2 separate regions of the Mus musculus genome follow, and region 1 is linked to region 2. Evidence: chromatin loops called from intact Hi-C (ENCODE). Cell type or tissue: left cerebral cortex. All regions are shown on one strand.

The links. Hi-C counts contacts between places; a loop is a spot of excess contacts. Peaks named below come from ENCODE experiments on the same cell type or tissue, not always from the same donor. Only the 100,000 strongest peaks of a DNase experiment are listed, where the experiment ranks them.
Region 1: it touches region 2 in a loop (2.9-fold over the local background); 2 of 42 quality-filtered maps call a loop at or near these places.

The regions. Positions count from the first base shown.
Region 1 is chr4:40,753,307-40,761,306 of GRCm38, reverse strand. Smu1 (smu-1 suppressor of mec-8 and unc-52 homolog (C. elegans)) reads left to right here and starts at 3,422. Exons shown (of 12, transcript NM_021535.4): 1 at 3,422-3,530; 2 at 5,470-5,680; 3 at 6,647-6,799; 4 at 7,710-7,820. The coding sequence starts at 3,505. In left cerebral cortex, CTCF peaks have their summits at 3,244 and 3,550; DNase peaks (open chromatin) are centred at 3,381 and 3,980; H3K4me3 peaks cover 1,422 bases; H3K27ac peaks cover 455 bases.
Region 2 is chr4:40,944,909-40,952,908 of GRCm38, reverse strand. Bag1 (BCL2-associated athanogene 1) reads left to right here and starts at 4,615. Exons shown (of 7, transcript NM_001171739.1): 1 at 4,615-5,187; 2 at 6,612-6,740. The coding sequence starts at 5,115. Chmp5 (charged multivesicular body protein 5) reads right to left here and starts at 4,356. Exons shown (of 8, transcript NM_029814.1): 1 at 4,233-4,356; 2 at 3,351-3,455; 3 at 2,349-2,395; 4 at 448-541. The coding sequence starts at 4,301. In left cerebral cortex, CTCF peaks have their summits at 4,642 and 4,843; DNase peaks (open chromatin) are centred at 4,497, 5,112 and 5,453; H3K4me3 peaks cover 2,333 bases; H3K27ac peaks cover 1,076 bases.

The DNA of each region.
Region 1 (8,000 bases), 190 kb after region 2:
ACCACATTTTCTGTATCCATTCCTCTGTTGAGAGACATCTGGGTTCTTTCCAGCTTCTGGCTATTATAAATAAGACTGCTATGAACATAGTGGAGAATGTGTCCTTATTACGGGACGACTCATTCTTAAGGTCATTACCCTGAATATGCTGTGTTCAAGGCTAGTTACCTATATTGGAGCTTTATGCTGGAATGGCTAACCAAAGCCTGGCTAACAACACAGAGGTACATGTTTAACCAGGCCACCTGTTCAGGTCATGGAAAAAAAAACAGAGTGCGGGAAATAAAAATGGCAGTACCAGACCAAATCAAAACAGCAGAGGTGGTGCATGCCTTCAATCTCAGAACTTGGGAATCATAGGCAGAAGCAGACAGAACTCTGCGAGTTTGAGGGCAGGCTGGTCTACAAAATGATTCCAGGGCAGCCTGGGCTATCCATTGAAACCCTCTCTTGAAAAACAAATACAAAACAAAAAAATAAGAAAGAAGGAAAGGAAGGAAGGAAGGAAGGAAGGAAGGAAGGAAGGAAGGAAGGAAGAGAAAATTATATGTAAAGAAGAAAGGAAATAAGAGAATGCCTGTACTTTTACCAGTCTTACTGGGAGCAGCCCGGACAGGGTCCATGAGCACTGGTGCCACTGCATTCAACATCCAACAAGTTCAAGACAGCCAGCTCTCTACTATACTAATCAGTCAAAAATAGCACAGGAGAATGCCGAAAACTTATTGAAGAGGACTAAGGCTAGAGGTACAAAAGGGGAGCCACTGGAATACAATTTGGACAACATGGGCACCCTGGCTGGCTCTTTTAATGGGGCCTCTTAAAATGACAACGTTCAGGCTTTGCATCTTGAAGACCCTGTCCAGGTTCACCAAAACTAGAATGAGAGTAATAAACCTACTGATGATATTCTAGGAGTGCCAACCTGTTTCTTCAAGACAGATTCATAAGAAGAGAGAGTGAGCTGGGCATGGTGGCACACACCTTTAATCGCAGCATTGGGAGTCAGAGGCAGGTGGATTTTTGAGGTTGGGGCCAGCCTGGTCTATAGAGTGAGTTCCAGGACAGCCAGGGCTACACAGAGAAACCCTGTCTCGAAAAACCGGAAAAAAAAAGAGGGAGTGAAGTAGAATAAGGTAGAAAGACAAACAATAGGTCGTTGTCCTTTGCAACCTGACCACAAAAGATTACACCAGTCAACTGAAACACTTTTAAAAACCAAAGCTCCCCTAGCTAACTTCCTGTTTGCTTCTGTTTGCTAACCTGCTGGCTTGCCCACCTTGTGGTTTTAGAGTATAAAATAAATGTGCAGCTGGCTCTGCATCTTTGAGGATCTATCCTGGCTTTGGTGAATGTGTGTTCCACTCTCACTGGTGTCGGAATGCTTATTCCAGAGAGACTCTTACAATGTTATCCCAGAGATTTCGTTTCCAAAAGATCCTTCTAAGGTTAAAGTAAGCAAAAAGTTAAGAGAATATGAATATTTGTTTGGAATTACTTGTTTTCTGTAGTAAGTACTGAGGATTTACCCCATAACCTTGTACATGCTGTGCAAGTTCTACCACTGAGCTACATCGTCATTCCTCCTCCCACCTTTTAGTTTTAGATAGGCATTCACTAAGTTGCCCTTGAATTCCTTGTAGCCTGAGAAGGCTTTGAATTTGTGATCTTCTAACCTTATTTCCTGAGTACCTGGCATTAGGGGCCTGCACTATCTAGCCTGCCTGTTGGAACCATTTCTCATAGGGATTTCTGCAGTATGTTCTCAGCAGTACTTGACTCAGGGACCTCCCAATATTTTGTAATCTTCCCTTCAATATTCTTCCAAGTGATGGAAGGGGAGAATCAGCTCATCCCAGGACAGCCATGGAGACACAGAAACACAATCTCAGAAAACAAACAAACAAACAAAGGAAAGAAACAAAGGAAGAAAGATAGGAAGGAAGGAAGGAAGGAAGGAAGGGAGAGAGAGAGAGAGAGAGAGAGAGAGAGAGAGAGAGAGAGAGAGAGAGAGAAAGAAAGAGAGAGAGAGAGAGAAAAGAAGAAAGAAATAAATTCCTATGCTGTGCTCTGAATGAGACTATCTCAGAAGTCATTATACTTATTATTGAGATAGGGTTTCTCTGGCTGTCCTGAAACTCACTTTGTAGACCAGGCTGGCCTTGAACTCACAGAGCTTCCAGCCTCTGCCTCCACCGTGCTGGAATTAAAGGGGTGTGCCACCACTGCTTGGCTGAGACTGTGTTCTTTAGAGTTGATGGGAAATAGGTGATTTGAAACGTGAAAGAGCTGGGCATGGTGATACACCTCTTTAATCCAAGCACCTTAGAAGATCCCATTCATTGTAACAGTAGCATATGTCATTTTCTCTACTTAGTTTCAAACGACTCTTTTTAAAAATTTCCCTCCTTTAGTCCCAGCACTCAGGAATAGAGGCAGGCAGCAAGGCCAGCCTGGCTTACAGAACAAGTTCCAGGACAGTCAGGGCTACAAAGAGAAATCCTGTGTCAAAAACCAAACACAATACAACAAAACAAACAAACAAAAATCAAGTAAAAATGAAAACATAAACAGCATATGAGCGGCTATATTGAAAGGCTCTGGTTTTGATACCTAGCACTGGGGGGAAAAAAGGAGACTGTAAAGAAATTGTGTGGAAGGTAGACAAGAGCCATTAGAAATCCCTAAACTATCTCAATATGTAATTTCACAAGATAGACATGCCACTGTGTTGTGTGTGTGTATATATATGTATATGTATATGTATGAATATGTATATATATATAAGTGTATACATATATATGTACTTTGTCAATAGAATTTTAAAATAGCTCTTATTGGAGATAAGCACTGTGATGCCATCTGTAATTCTAGCCCTTGGAAAGTAGGGGCATCTTCAACTATATAATTAGTTTGAAGCCAGCTATAAGCTGCATGTCCATCCCACCTTTTCCCTAGCCTTTATTTATAAAATTCATCAATATTTATGTATGGTTTTTTATTAGTGGGGATTGAACCAGGGCGTCTGACTTGCTAGGTAAACACTCTGATCACTGAGCTATGTCCTCAGCTCTGTCATGCCATACCAGTAAGGTATGATTTAAACTCTATATTGAAAGGAGTCTCAGATCTGTTATAACTTCGCATTTGGTTACATTTCTTTCTCCGTAACCGCAGCTTTTTCCAACTTAATTCTTAGCTGGATCTGAGCGCGATAGCGCACACTTTTAATCCTAGCATTAGGGAGGCAGAGGAGGGCGGGACAGCCAAGGCTGTAGAAAGACTCCACCTGTGTGTACGTTCGCGAAACCGATGGGCATTCGTAGTCCTGCCACGCTTTCGCGAGGCCCCGCCCCTCACGCCCCGCCCACCTGGGCGTGTTCTTCCTTCGCCCTTTAGACCCTAACGGAGCGGAAGTGTCGCAGCGCGGCCGCCGGAAGTGTCGCGCGGCGTTGTGCGACCGGCTGTGTGCTGAGTGGGGCCTGGACCCGGAGCGTTACCGCTATGTCGATCGAAATCGAGTCTTCCGAGTGAGTCCTGCCGTGGCGTGTTCGCGGCGTGGCGTGTTCGCGGCGTGGCGTGGGGTGGAGTGGAGGGTGGTCGGAGGACGTTGGAGGGGGAGCTGCGCGCCGGAGGTTGCGGCCTCGAAGCACTTTCCGGGTTGGCTCCCTCTTTAGATGGGCCCGCGAGAGAGCAGCCGTGGGGCGGGCCGTCTGGAGCCCCTGGGCCCCGGCGTCGGGCTGTGCTGGGGCACACCGAGTAGACCTGACTACTGTGGTTTCCTCTGCTAGCCACACCGCCCTCGGCGCTGCCCGGGTGTCCGCCAGTCCCTCAGCTCTTCCTTCTGGTCCAAGCACTAGTTACCCCAAAGACTCTGCTGCTTCTCCTATCTGATTAGATCCAGTGTGGTGTATTGATTTGGTTTGCAATTTGCAGAGAGAGAGAACCTCTTTGTGGACACAGAATTTGAATATTGATTGAGTCAGAAGAATGAGACTTAGTGAAGGCGGGGACGGCGACGAGGAGCCAGGTGGGCGGGGAGTGAGTGACTGAAGAGTCTTGCTTGGACTCCCCAGGACTCCACCCACCGCCTTTTATTTTTTGAAAAGTAAAATTAAATTATGAAATTAGCAAACAGCTGTGTTCTGAGTGGAGGGGAGAGATACGCATGTTCTGAAGATCTGCAGAAAAGCAAGGTTTATTAATTAAGTCGGCGGAGTCTGAAACCTGCTATGTATTTTTAAGACTGAAGCTGGATGTGAAGTATGCACGTCTATGATCGCAGTATTAAATGGGCAAGTAGGAAGGCCTGGAGTCCAGCCTGAGCCTCTTCATAGCGATATATATATATATATATATATATATATATATATATATATATATATTTTTTTTTTTTTTTTTTTCCGAGACAGGGTTTCTCTGTATAGCTCTGGCTGTCCTGGAACTCACTTTGTAGACCAGGCTGGCCTCGAACTCAGAAATCTGCCTGCCTCTGCCTCCCAAGTGCTGGGATTAAAGGCGTGCACCACCACGCCCGGTGAGATACATATTTTTAACTCAGTTATATGTAAGTCGTTTTTTTCCTGGGTTTTGCTTCTGAGACAAGGTTTTCTGTGAAGCCGTAGCTGTCCTGGAACTCACTCTGTAGACCAGGTGAGTCTCAGACTCAGATTCACCTGCCTCTGCCTCCGGAGTGCTGGAATTAAAGACGTGTGCCAACCCCCAGCTTTATAAATCGTCTTTAAATGAATATATGCTTTGATTGCGGGAGGCAGACAGTAGACAAAAACAGTAAATAAAATATGACGCAGTAACAGATGGTCCCTGTGTAGAAAAATAAAACAGCGACAAAACGTGTTGGATAATGTTAGTCGGGACAGGAACTGCAAAGGATATTTTACCCTGAGGTCTAATAATAGCCTTAACGACCAATCTTTGAGTCTTGAATACCCTTCTATATGAGGAATAACTGCATGTTCATATTATTATTGTTATTATTATTGTTGTTGTTATTGTTTTAAGACAGGGTCCTGGCTGTCCTGGAACTCACTCTGTAGACCAGGCTGGCCTCAAACTCAGAGAGATTCACCTTCCTTTCTTTCTCTGCCTCCAGAATGCTAGAACTCAATTTTTTAACAGACCAGATTTTTTTATAGCATTTTAGATGACTCAATTTGTTAATTTTGTTTTTTTGAGGCAGGGTTTCTCTGTGTCGTCCTTGCTGTCTTGGAACTCACTCTGTAGACCAGACTGGCCTCAGAGATCCACCTGCCTCTGCTTTCTGAATGCTGAGATTAAGGAAGTGTGCCACTACTGCCTGGCCAGTTGATTTAAAAAGGAAAATGTCATTAACTATTTCAGGTTTAAAGTATTTCACACAAATGTCCAGTAGATCTAGTGATCAGAATAATAATGGCTACCAACTTCCTTTCAATCTCCAGACTAAATGACTTTCTTTCTTTCTTTCAGTGTGATCCGACTAATCATGCAGTACTTGAAGGAGAACAGTTTACATCGGGCACTGGCCACCTTACAGGAGGAAACTACTGTCTCTCTGAATACTGTGGACAGCATTGAAAGTTTCGTGGCTGATATTAATAGTGGCCATTGGGATACTGTTTTACAGGCTATACAGTCTCTGAAATTGCCAGACAAAACCCTTATTGATCTCTATGAACAGGTAAGAGTGAGGTGATGTTGACGGTTTTGGTCGGGCCCTTAATTGGGAAGCATCAGTGAGTCTCTCTTAAGCACTTAGGGATTAACTGCATGTAAGATGTACCTGTCAAGACACAGCAGGGTCTTTCTTTCTTTCTTCCCTTTTGGAAGATTCAAGATTTTTCCCAAACTGAAATTATTTCTTGGTATGGTTTTGAAGATCAGACCCAGGGAAACTGAGATTACTTTTAGGTAGTCATTAAATGAAATAGTTTAAAGCTGAGCATGGCCTTGAGGCCAGGTGGTATACATAATGCTTTCCAGGCCAGCCAGGAGTAGACTTTGTATGAAAGGAAGGAAGGAAGGAAGGAAGGAAGGAGGGAGGGAGGGAGGGAGGGAGGGAGGGAGGGAGGGAAGGAAGGAGGGAGGGAGAGAGAAAGAAAGACAGAGAGAGAGAGAAAAGAGAGAGAGAAAAAAATATTCTAATATTAAATCATATCATGTGATTCAGTTCAGGCACTGACCACCAGGAATTAACACACACCACTAAGTCTGACATAGATTTCTCTTACTTTACGTACTGGCTCTACTATGTTGGGGTATACAGGGGCAGGGCATATTTATTTAGTCCATTTGCATTTTTTCTCCTCTCTCTCTCTCTGTTTTTTTGTTTGTGTTTGTTTGTTTCTAAGGGTTTTATAAGCTCTGACCCTAGCACAGACATCGACTTAATTATTATAAAATAACATAAAATAACACACAGATGATGATTCAAACTTTTAACCTCAGCACTTAGAAGGCGGCCTAGTCTACATAGTAAGTTCCAGGTAGTCCAGAGCTGCATTGTAGTGAGACCCTATCTCAAAACAATCAAAACCAAGAAAAAATAACAATAAAAAGAAAGAATTTGAATGATGATCATGGGGGTGGGCAGGAGATTGCTAAAGAGAATGTACTGAAAAAAATTGATTTTCTTTCCACTGTCTAGGTTGTTTTGGAATTGATAGAGCTTCGTGAATTGGGTGCTGCCAGGTCACTTCTGAGACAGACTGACCCCATGATTATGTTAAAGCAAACACAACCAGAGCGCTATATTCATCTGGAAAACCTCTTAGCTAGATCTTACTTTGATCCTCGTGAGGTATGTCTGTGGTAGTTAGAAGATATCGTTTTTAATTGTGAAAATTAAGTAATGTGACCTTATAGGAAGAATGTTTAAACTTTGTGTGTGTGTGTGTGTGTGTGTGTGTATGTGTGTGTGTTTGGGCAGGCATTCATGTGTGGAGGTCTGAGGGCCACTTACAGGAGTTGTTTCTTTTGCCGTGAGATTCAAATGCATCATGATGTTTGGTGGGAAACACCTTTTTTCCACAGAGCTGTCTTCATCCACCAGGACAAGCACCATTTCACACACACACATAAAGACATAGTCTCTTTTGCACTTGACCTTCCACTGGAGGGCTGTCAAGATAAAAGAAAGGAGAATGTAGTAGGAATACATTCCATTCCATTCTGGGTAATAGAAAGTTCAGATTTTTGAAGAATGTGATTCTTTGGCCCTGCAAGCATTTTTGAAACTAGAACCACACCTCTCTCTCTCCTTGTGGCTTACCTGGGCTCTTCATGATACAGTACAGATTGACTGATACCAGCTCTCGCACATACCTCTGAAATGCAAGTGTGCAGAATTAGAAAGTTATTTTAAAATACTAATTTGGTATAGTTCCTCACCTGTTTAACTGGATATTTTGTTTTTGTTGTTTTCCTCTTTGAATGTCTTGTTTTCTTTGCTTTTAATTTTTTTTTCTTCTTCTCATGGTTAAGTGTGTATGTGTGTTGTGTGTTCACATGTGTATGTACATACATGTGTGTACCTGTCTGAGGAGGCCAGAGGCATCAAGTTCACCTTTGAAGCTGGAGTTATAGGCAATTGTGAGCTGACTGATGTTGGTACCTTCTTCTCTGGAAGAGTAGGACATGCTGTCAGCTGCAGAGGGATCTCTCCAGCTCTGCTTCTCCTTGGAAACGATGCGACCTTCTTTTTTTCCTAGGCATATCCAGATGGAAGTAGCAAAGAGAAAAGGAGAGCAGCGATTGCCCAGGCTTTAGCTGGGGAAGTCAGCGTGGTGCCACCTTCTCGTCTCATGGCATTGCTGGGACAGGTAACTAAATGCCTGGAGAGGTGAAATTACCCTCAATTCTGGTACTGGTTCCTATGTATAAGGCATATTTTTGAGCTAAGGACGTGACAGAGGTTGGGAGTAGAGCCTGCCTATAAAGCTGACTGCTCAGTAGCTGCGCCATGCACTCTTCCTTTTCTCCTAGAACAGCAAACTAGGCTT
Region 2 (8,000 bases):
TACCAGGCAACCATCCTACCACTGTCTCATCCCCAGCCCCGAAAACACTGTCCTGAGAGTTCACGTTTGTGCTGGAGCGATGTCTCGGTGGCTCAGAGCATCTGTCGCTCTTGCAGAAGACCCTAGGTTTGATTCCCAGCATCCACATGCTCACAACCATCTGTAACTATGTACACATGCATGCAAAATACCCAATCACAGAATGTCATGTATACTAAACCATAGCAAAGTGTATGAGATGAAAAATGAAAATGAAGCTGGAGATGATGGCACACACCTTTAATCCCAGCACTCAGAAGGCAGAGGCAGGAGGATCTCTGTGAGTTCGAAGCTAGCCTGGCTCACAGAGTGAGTTCCAGGATAACCAGGGCTACACAGAGAAACCCTGTCTTGAAAAACAAAAACAAGAACAACAAGTTAAAATGGGAAAAGGAGTATGGGGCATACCGTGGTCTTGGTGTCCTTTAGTGACTGGATGGTGTAATTAGCTTGCTCCATGTTAAAGGACTGTTGGGCCAGGTTGTCTCGCTGTTGCTCATACCTTTTTGGGGTCAAGTAAAAATCAGAAATGTGAACCAGATAGAAATCCTTAGGAGAAAACAGCCTTAATGCTAAATAGCAAACAAACCCAACCACAAATCATTTTAAAACTACCCACTCTTACAAAAATCCCTCCAAAGTCTTTTTCCCTTGGGTATATTTAAGTTTTAACTAGTCCCACTTAACAACATAGTATTTGCTCTTTTTTCTATTTTTTGAGAAAGGATTTGTAGTCTAGGCCAGCCTCAAACTTATAGTGATTTTCCTGCTTCAGCTTCCAAATGCTGGCAATGTGGGTGTCTCCACTCCTGGCCTTACTCTCCATCTCATTTCATCTTATTTATATTTTTCTAGTTATTTCCCAAGATGAATTCTCAGAGGTGGAACTCTTGGGGCAAAGGCTAAGACTATTTTTTAAGATTCTTCATATGTATAGCTAAATGTTTTTCAGACTCAAAATTATATTCATAATTTAGGCTATCCATCAGACTTAATATAATGTCTGATACTTGAAATACTCTTTAAAATAATGTTTTCTACCGAGTTATATAATATCAAAGATTTATGTCACCACGATCGTTATATACCACAGAAGTCATCTAATTAGCAGAAGAAAAATAGGTAATTCATGATCCAGGAAATCGGCAAATGATTCTATTCAGTTAGGCATCGTGGCACAAGGTTATAATCCTAGCAACTGGGGGACTGAGCCAGGGGACTAGAGCTTGAGGCCAGCGTGGAGTACACAGAGAACCTTGTCTCTAAAAGCAGAAACAAGAAGGGGCAAGACGACAGCTTATATAAAAGACACATAATTTCAGTTTCCTAAGAATCTAGATAAATTTTCTTTACCTCTGTTTGATATATGTTCCAAGTTTCTGCAATAAATCTACATTCCATTTATTTATTTATTTTTGAGGCAGGGATTCATGTAGCCCAAGTTACTCTAGAATTTACTAGCCCAGGGTAGCTTTGAACCCCTGATGTTCTTGCCTCCATATACCAAGTGCTAGGTCTACAGGTTGTGTGCCACCCTGCTTGGTTTATTTATTTATTTGAGACAGGGTCTTATGTAGCCAAGGCTAGTCTTGATTTCTCTATGTAGTCAATGCTCATAGGTTCCGGGTCCTCTACCTCCCAAATGCTAGGATAACAGGTCCAGGCCATCAAAGCCAAATTCCTTCCACAAGAAAACCAAAATACTTTAAAACCAATTGCCACCAAGAAGGCAACAGTTGTAATACATGCTGGCCATTCTAGGTATTATTAGGTTTTTTTTTCCAATGTGATTTTAATGTATTTTTTAAAAATGGAAGACAGCATCTGACTGTTACAAAGTCATTTTAAAATTGAAACAAAGCCATCACACTTTTCCTGGTTTCCTACAAGCTGATTATGCCTCGAGTCTACAACTCCATGGATGATCTCATAGGCTGAGCAGACCACATGGGTGAGCACCACAGATAAACTGGGGTTTCGCACAAACACTGGGACATAGTAATTGAAAATAAATTGTGAACCTTCACATTTATTCTGGTGAGAGAGAATGAATATTTAGCACTCCTAACTTTACAAACAAAACCGAAACACTCATCCTAACTCAACCACAGGAGACCCAAACCATCTCGACCTTGCCAGCCAAAGTGATCCCACGTGGCTGCTGAAGCTTAGGTAGTAACTCGGAACATTGGAAGCTTTTGCACATTTGTAATGAAATCAAGACTACTGAGAAGAAATGAAAGCCGGAAGGAATGGAAGGCCTCTTCACTTTCTGATTTCTTAGGAGGGAGATGAAGCATATGACTTACATCCGCTTTTGCTTTAAAACTCTCAGGGCTTTCTGTTTGACCATGTTCTGAGGAGAAAAACAGACTTAATTAAAAGAAGGGAACGCAGATGGCACAAGAAGTCTCCCCTATGCTCACACTCCTGCACCTACATGTTTCTTCTGCAAGATGGCAGATGTGGAGGCTCCTTGACTCTACTCTTCCTCTTCAAGCTTCGAGCACAGATAATTCTAATGCCCAGCTGGTACATCTTAGCGCCCTTTGCAACCCATGCTCTGTATCTTCAATTCCTCTTCCTCTCCCTAGGCATTGTACTTCCACTTCCAGCCCCAACAGAGCGCACTGTGTATATCCAGTTGCTTTCCATTTAAATACAACACGTTCATCCGCTATCATGTCCTCATGTTAGAAGCCATTTACAACAGCCCACCAGCCTCCCGCTTTCAGAATCTGGGAACCTCTACATCAACCTTTGATCCCTCTGTTGGTTCTTCACGCAAATTCATCAACTACTACGATATTCTAGATATAATGCCATGTAGGTGACTTGTTATTTAATCCTCACACATTAGTATATATTATCTTCATTTAACAGATGAGAAAATTGAAGCTGAGTGATATCCTGGTTCATACTGTTAAAAAGTTATAAAGTTATGAAAAAAAAAGATACCTATACACCCATAGCCTATTAAGTAGTGTTAGTATCAGAACACTGATCTTACACGCCATATCTAGTCTAACCTGAGTAGCCAGACAACACCCGGATTCTGAGCACAACCAGCTCTCCTCTTCAGAGTCAGACCTTCTCAGCAGAGCATGCCAATTCCCATTACATGTCATCAGCATCTTCTACCTACCACATTAAAACCCAGCCTCCCTCTTGTATATGGCTGTAGCTTCTGTTCCCTGAAGAACAGGTCCTCACAAGTAGCTTCTCTTTACCAGATTTCGTGTATTTTTCTTGTATCCTTCACCAGTCAGTCCCTTCACAGTACTTCCTACAACAGTTGTCACCAGCCTTACCTTAGCAGGACCCTCTCTCATCTTCTTGATTTGATCCTTATATTTCACTAGTTCAGCATCCAGCCGGGAAATCTTTTTGTCAATGGATTCTGCCCTGCTATCCACCTTGGAAGAAAACATCACATGCAGTGGTAATTATTGTAATATGTTTACATGGAAAGGGGCAGAAAGAGAGGGATATGCAAAAGAAAAAAGGAACAATATAGCAAAGGGCAGAAAATAGGGTTTTTCTTAAGGGTGGGGAATTCCAGCCCGAACCATTGGAGGGCTTTCATAAACTCTCTCCCACCTCCTAGATTCTGATATAGCAGCCCTCTCTTGAGGAAAACGATTTGGGATTCTCTCCGCTGGCTGAGATTTCCCAAGTAGGAGAATAGTCAGTTTGGGACTCTGCATGAACGTGCGTGGAATGAACCAATCAACACAGGCTAAGATGAGATCTAAAACCATTTCCGAGATCAGGTTTAATCTGGAAGGGCCAAGATTCAGAATTCTATGCTACTCAGACCCAGGACTAAGGTACAGATATGTTAACCCTGACATGGGTAAGGGGAGAAGAGTGAAAAAGGGTTTTTAAAAGGCCAGGTTAGACAAAGTGGGGTGTAGTGACATAGGGTACGTAGGTTGGAATGTGGGAACCAAAGCGAGGAAGAAGGGGTGGGGCACAGTGGGCATCGGAAAGAGCTAAGTGCAGTAAGGGCGAAAGAATGATGAGATTAGACTGTCTGGTCTCTGGGGTCAGGAATGACCTGGAAAACAGGGATGAAAGGGGTGGGGATGAAGAAGACTCAGGTTTAATGGGCCCGAACCAGGAATGGGGTGGAGTACGAATTCGGGATGGACGGGTCGGAGTGTCAGAGGTATGCAAAGTCAAATGCCCACCGTCCCAATGCAGTCCGTCAAGCTAGGTGGCGGAGCCTTGGGTTTCGCTTTTCCGAAGAATCGGTTCATCTTGGCCGGCTGCGAGGAAACCCAAACACTGGAGGAAAACCAGAAACGGAAGCGTAGTCGCTCTGGTGTCAATTTCCGGCTTCCCCCACCCCATGCGCAGGCGCAGAGTGCTCGCCCGAGTCTCCCGATCCCTTTTCCGTGTTTTCAGCTCCTCCTTCCGGAGAAGGAGCGCGGAGCTCTGGGAGAGGTGGAAAGACTTCTGAAGGAGGGGCTTATGAGGAGGGATAGGGCGGTGCCTTGGCGGAGTGGGTGGGGCTTAGACGCGGCTGGGCGGATAGGGCGGGGCCTGAAGCAGGGTCAGTTCCGAGGGCGTGGCGAGTAGATGGGGCGGAACTGGTGAGTAGTGGGGCGGGGTTGCAAGGCTGCGCGCCCGGTAGCCACCGCTGCGCTGTGAACAAACGCGGCCTGGCGGGTCGCAGCGCCGCGCGGCGACCGCGAGGCGACCGGGAGCCGCTGGGACCCAGGCTGCGCGCCCCTCGGCCTGCCCGGGAGCCGCGCCAGTCGGAGTCCCGGGCCGAGCGGGGCTTGCCTCCCTCTCAGCGTTCCTCTGTGCGCAGTGCAGCCAGCGGGCATGACCGATCCACCAGGGGCGCCGCCGCCGGCGCCTGCAAGCCGCGGGTGAAGAAGAAAGTCCGGCCCCGCTCTTCTCAGAGCGAGAAGGTAGGGAGCAGCAGCAGGGAGTTGACTAGAAGTAAGAAAGTGACCCGTAGCAAGAACGTGACCGGGACCCAGGTAGAGGAGGTGACCAAGATCGAGGAGGCGACCCAAACCGAGGAAGTAACTGTGGCAGAAGAGGTGACCCAGACCGACAACATGGCCAAGACCGAGGAGATGGTCCAGACGGAGGAAATGGAAACACCCAGACTCAGCGTGATCGTCACCCACAGTGAGCGCCAAGGAGGGTTCCGTAGATCGGGTTGGGATATGTGGGTTTGGCCACATGTAGTCTTGGGAGAAAGAAACATGGGTTCTTGGCTATATATATTTGGGGATGTTTTTGCTTAGGGCTGGTGTCAGGACATCTTTCCCTGTGGCCGGTCCCTGGACACTTATTGGATCCTCTATTTGGAAGCAAAGTTGAGTGTGTAACGCTAGTAATCGTGGGTCTTTGTGTCAGGCTTATATTAGGCCTTCTTGTGTGTAGAACTTCCGTGGTTCTGGACATCCACCAGTGTAAAGAGTACGAACTTGGTGCGTGATCCCGCTGTTCCTTATTTACTGAGTAGTGTTTTTGTTGGATGTCATAGAACCGCAGGTTCAATGGGCCGTGAGTCCAAGAGTTACTTTCTGGACATCTGGTTACATCAACACAGAACTAAAAACCTTGGGAAGTACACGAGAAAGCTGAAGCCATGACATTTCCTTAGAATCAGTTAGGAAAGACTAACAACAAACTTTGCTACCTAAACCATGGCTCTATATCCAGCAGTTTTATGAAACTTTGAGATGAATCCCCACCCCCACCCCCCCAAAGGCCTCTTGATGTCTGATCTGTGAGGCACAAATAGGAACTAGGACTCCTTCTGACTCTTGACTGGTTGGGAGCGCAATCTAAAGGTGGATTTGAACTCCACTTACTTAGAAAAGATTGAGTACCTGTTTTAAAACAAAAGAAAAAACCTCTCTGTTGTTGGATTGGTTTCGTTTGTTTGTCTTTGCTAACTAACCATTAACTATGGTGTACATAGGTGTACCCAGTATGAAAGACTTGGAGGAAAACAGTCCCTTGCTGGTGACATCAGGGAAAACAAGACCAATGCCATAGAGACAATAGGACAGCCATGCCACACATGAGGCAGGCAACTTGTGATAGAAAAGTGTGGGCTTTGATGCAAAGCTGGATGCAAGGTCAAATTCTGAGTCAGCAGTTGAAGGTTTCCCCGAGCGAGTCTTAATTAGACTGATAGCTGTTTTCTAATGGTGTCCTGAGGTTTTGAGATAGTGCATAGAACAAGTCTTGTACCGTTTATTCTGTATAATTGCTTAAGATATCAGCCATCGTTAAAATAGTTTTTTTTTTTTTATGTTAGAGGAAACAAATCCTCAAGACAAGCTTTGTAATGGGTAGCGTATGGATAGATGCAAGTGTGACCCTACCCTGAGCAGCCTGACAACCCCTGGATTCCCAGCACAACCGAGCTCTCCTCTCCAGAGTCAGGCCTTCTCAGCAGAACATGCCCGTTCCCATTATAAGCTTCTGAACGTGTGACCAGCATCTTCTACCTAGCTGAATTCAATCTCAGCTCCATAAGAAAACATCAGCTTAGAGTTAGGTTGATGAATGCTCATTGAATGCTTTTCTTTCTCCAGGCAATGAGAGGTATGACCTTCTTGTTACCCCACAGCAAGGTAACAGTGAGCCAGTTGTCCAAGACTTGGCTCAGCTTGTTGAAGAGGCCACAGGAGTTCCACTACCTTTTCAGAAGCTCATATTTAAGGGTAAGTGGTTTTCATTCATCTTTGAGTACTTATGGCTAAAAGATTTACTTTATTTACTAGGGTTTTTTTTTCTTCATGACAAGGTCCCTCTGTGTAGCCCTGGCTGTCCTAGAACTCACTATATAGACCAGGCTGGCCTTGAACTCACAGGGATCCTCCTGCGCATCAGGCGCCTGAGTGCCGGGATTAAAGTCCCTTCCCGGCAAGGGCAGATTTTAAAACTGCCTGGTCTTCCCTGACTTTTGAGTTTTCTGTGTGTGGATGGATGTGTTGCCTGCTTATGTGTTTGTGTACCGCGTGTGTGTGTGCAGTGTCCCCGAAGGTCAGGAGAAGATGTCAACTCCTCTGGAATTGGAGTTAATAGAGGGCTGTGTGTCACCATGTGAGTGCTGGAACCTGCACCCAGATCCTCTGCAAGAACAAGTGCTCTTAACCACGGAGCCAGTTTTCCAGCCCCCATCTTTCAGTTTTCAAGCCAGAACCATTTTCTTTCATTTCTTTATTTAACAAATATTAAGGGACCAGTCTACACTAGACTTTGAAAATATCTGGATTTGAAGTAACATAATGACAGACAGAATTGCTAAGATTTAGATTGACAGAGAGAGAGATCTTTGCCTTTTTTCCCCTGGGTGGGAGAGTGGTGGTCTGTTACAGCCCAAGCTGTCTTGGAACTGGCTATGTAATATACACTGTCAAGCCCTATGTCTTTTTCTTTTTAAAACATTTAATGTCTGAGTTTTAATTTTATCTTTCAAAATTGAGAATGGCAGCACACACCCATAAGCCCAGTACTCTGGAAACTAAGACCAGCTCCATGCCAACTGGGTGCAGTTAGTCTGCCATGCCAGCTCCATGCCAACTGGGTGCAGTAGTCATGCTCTGTCAGAGAAAAGGAAGTGGGGAAGCATGGGAGGAAAGGAGAAGGAAGGAGAAAGGAAAGAAAAGAAGCTCAAGTTTCACAGTAGAAAGGCCAAAGAAGAAAATGTTCCCCTGGATAAAGCTCCTTATTCATTTTTTTAATGGTACTGCAGGTCAATCAAACATGCTAGGCAAGAACAAACCACTAAGCTCTAGCCTCAGCCCAGTGTTTCACATTTTTCTTTTTATAACATTGAGTTTGCCAGCATTCGTTGAAGTATCCTGAGGGAAAGAAGGAGCTTTCATGACTACAAAATCTTTTATTATACAGAAATTATGTTAGGGCTGGAGAAATAACATCATACACACATATATAATTAAAATAAATTTAAAATGAAA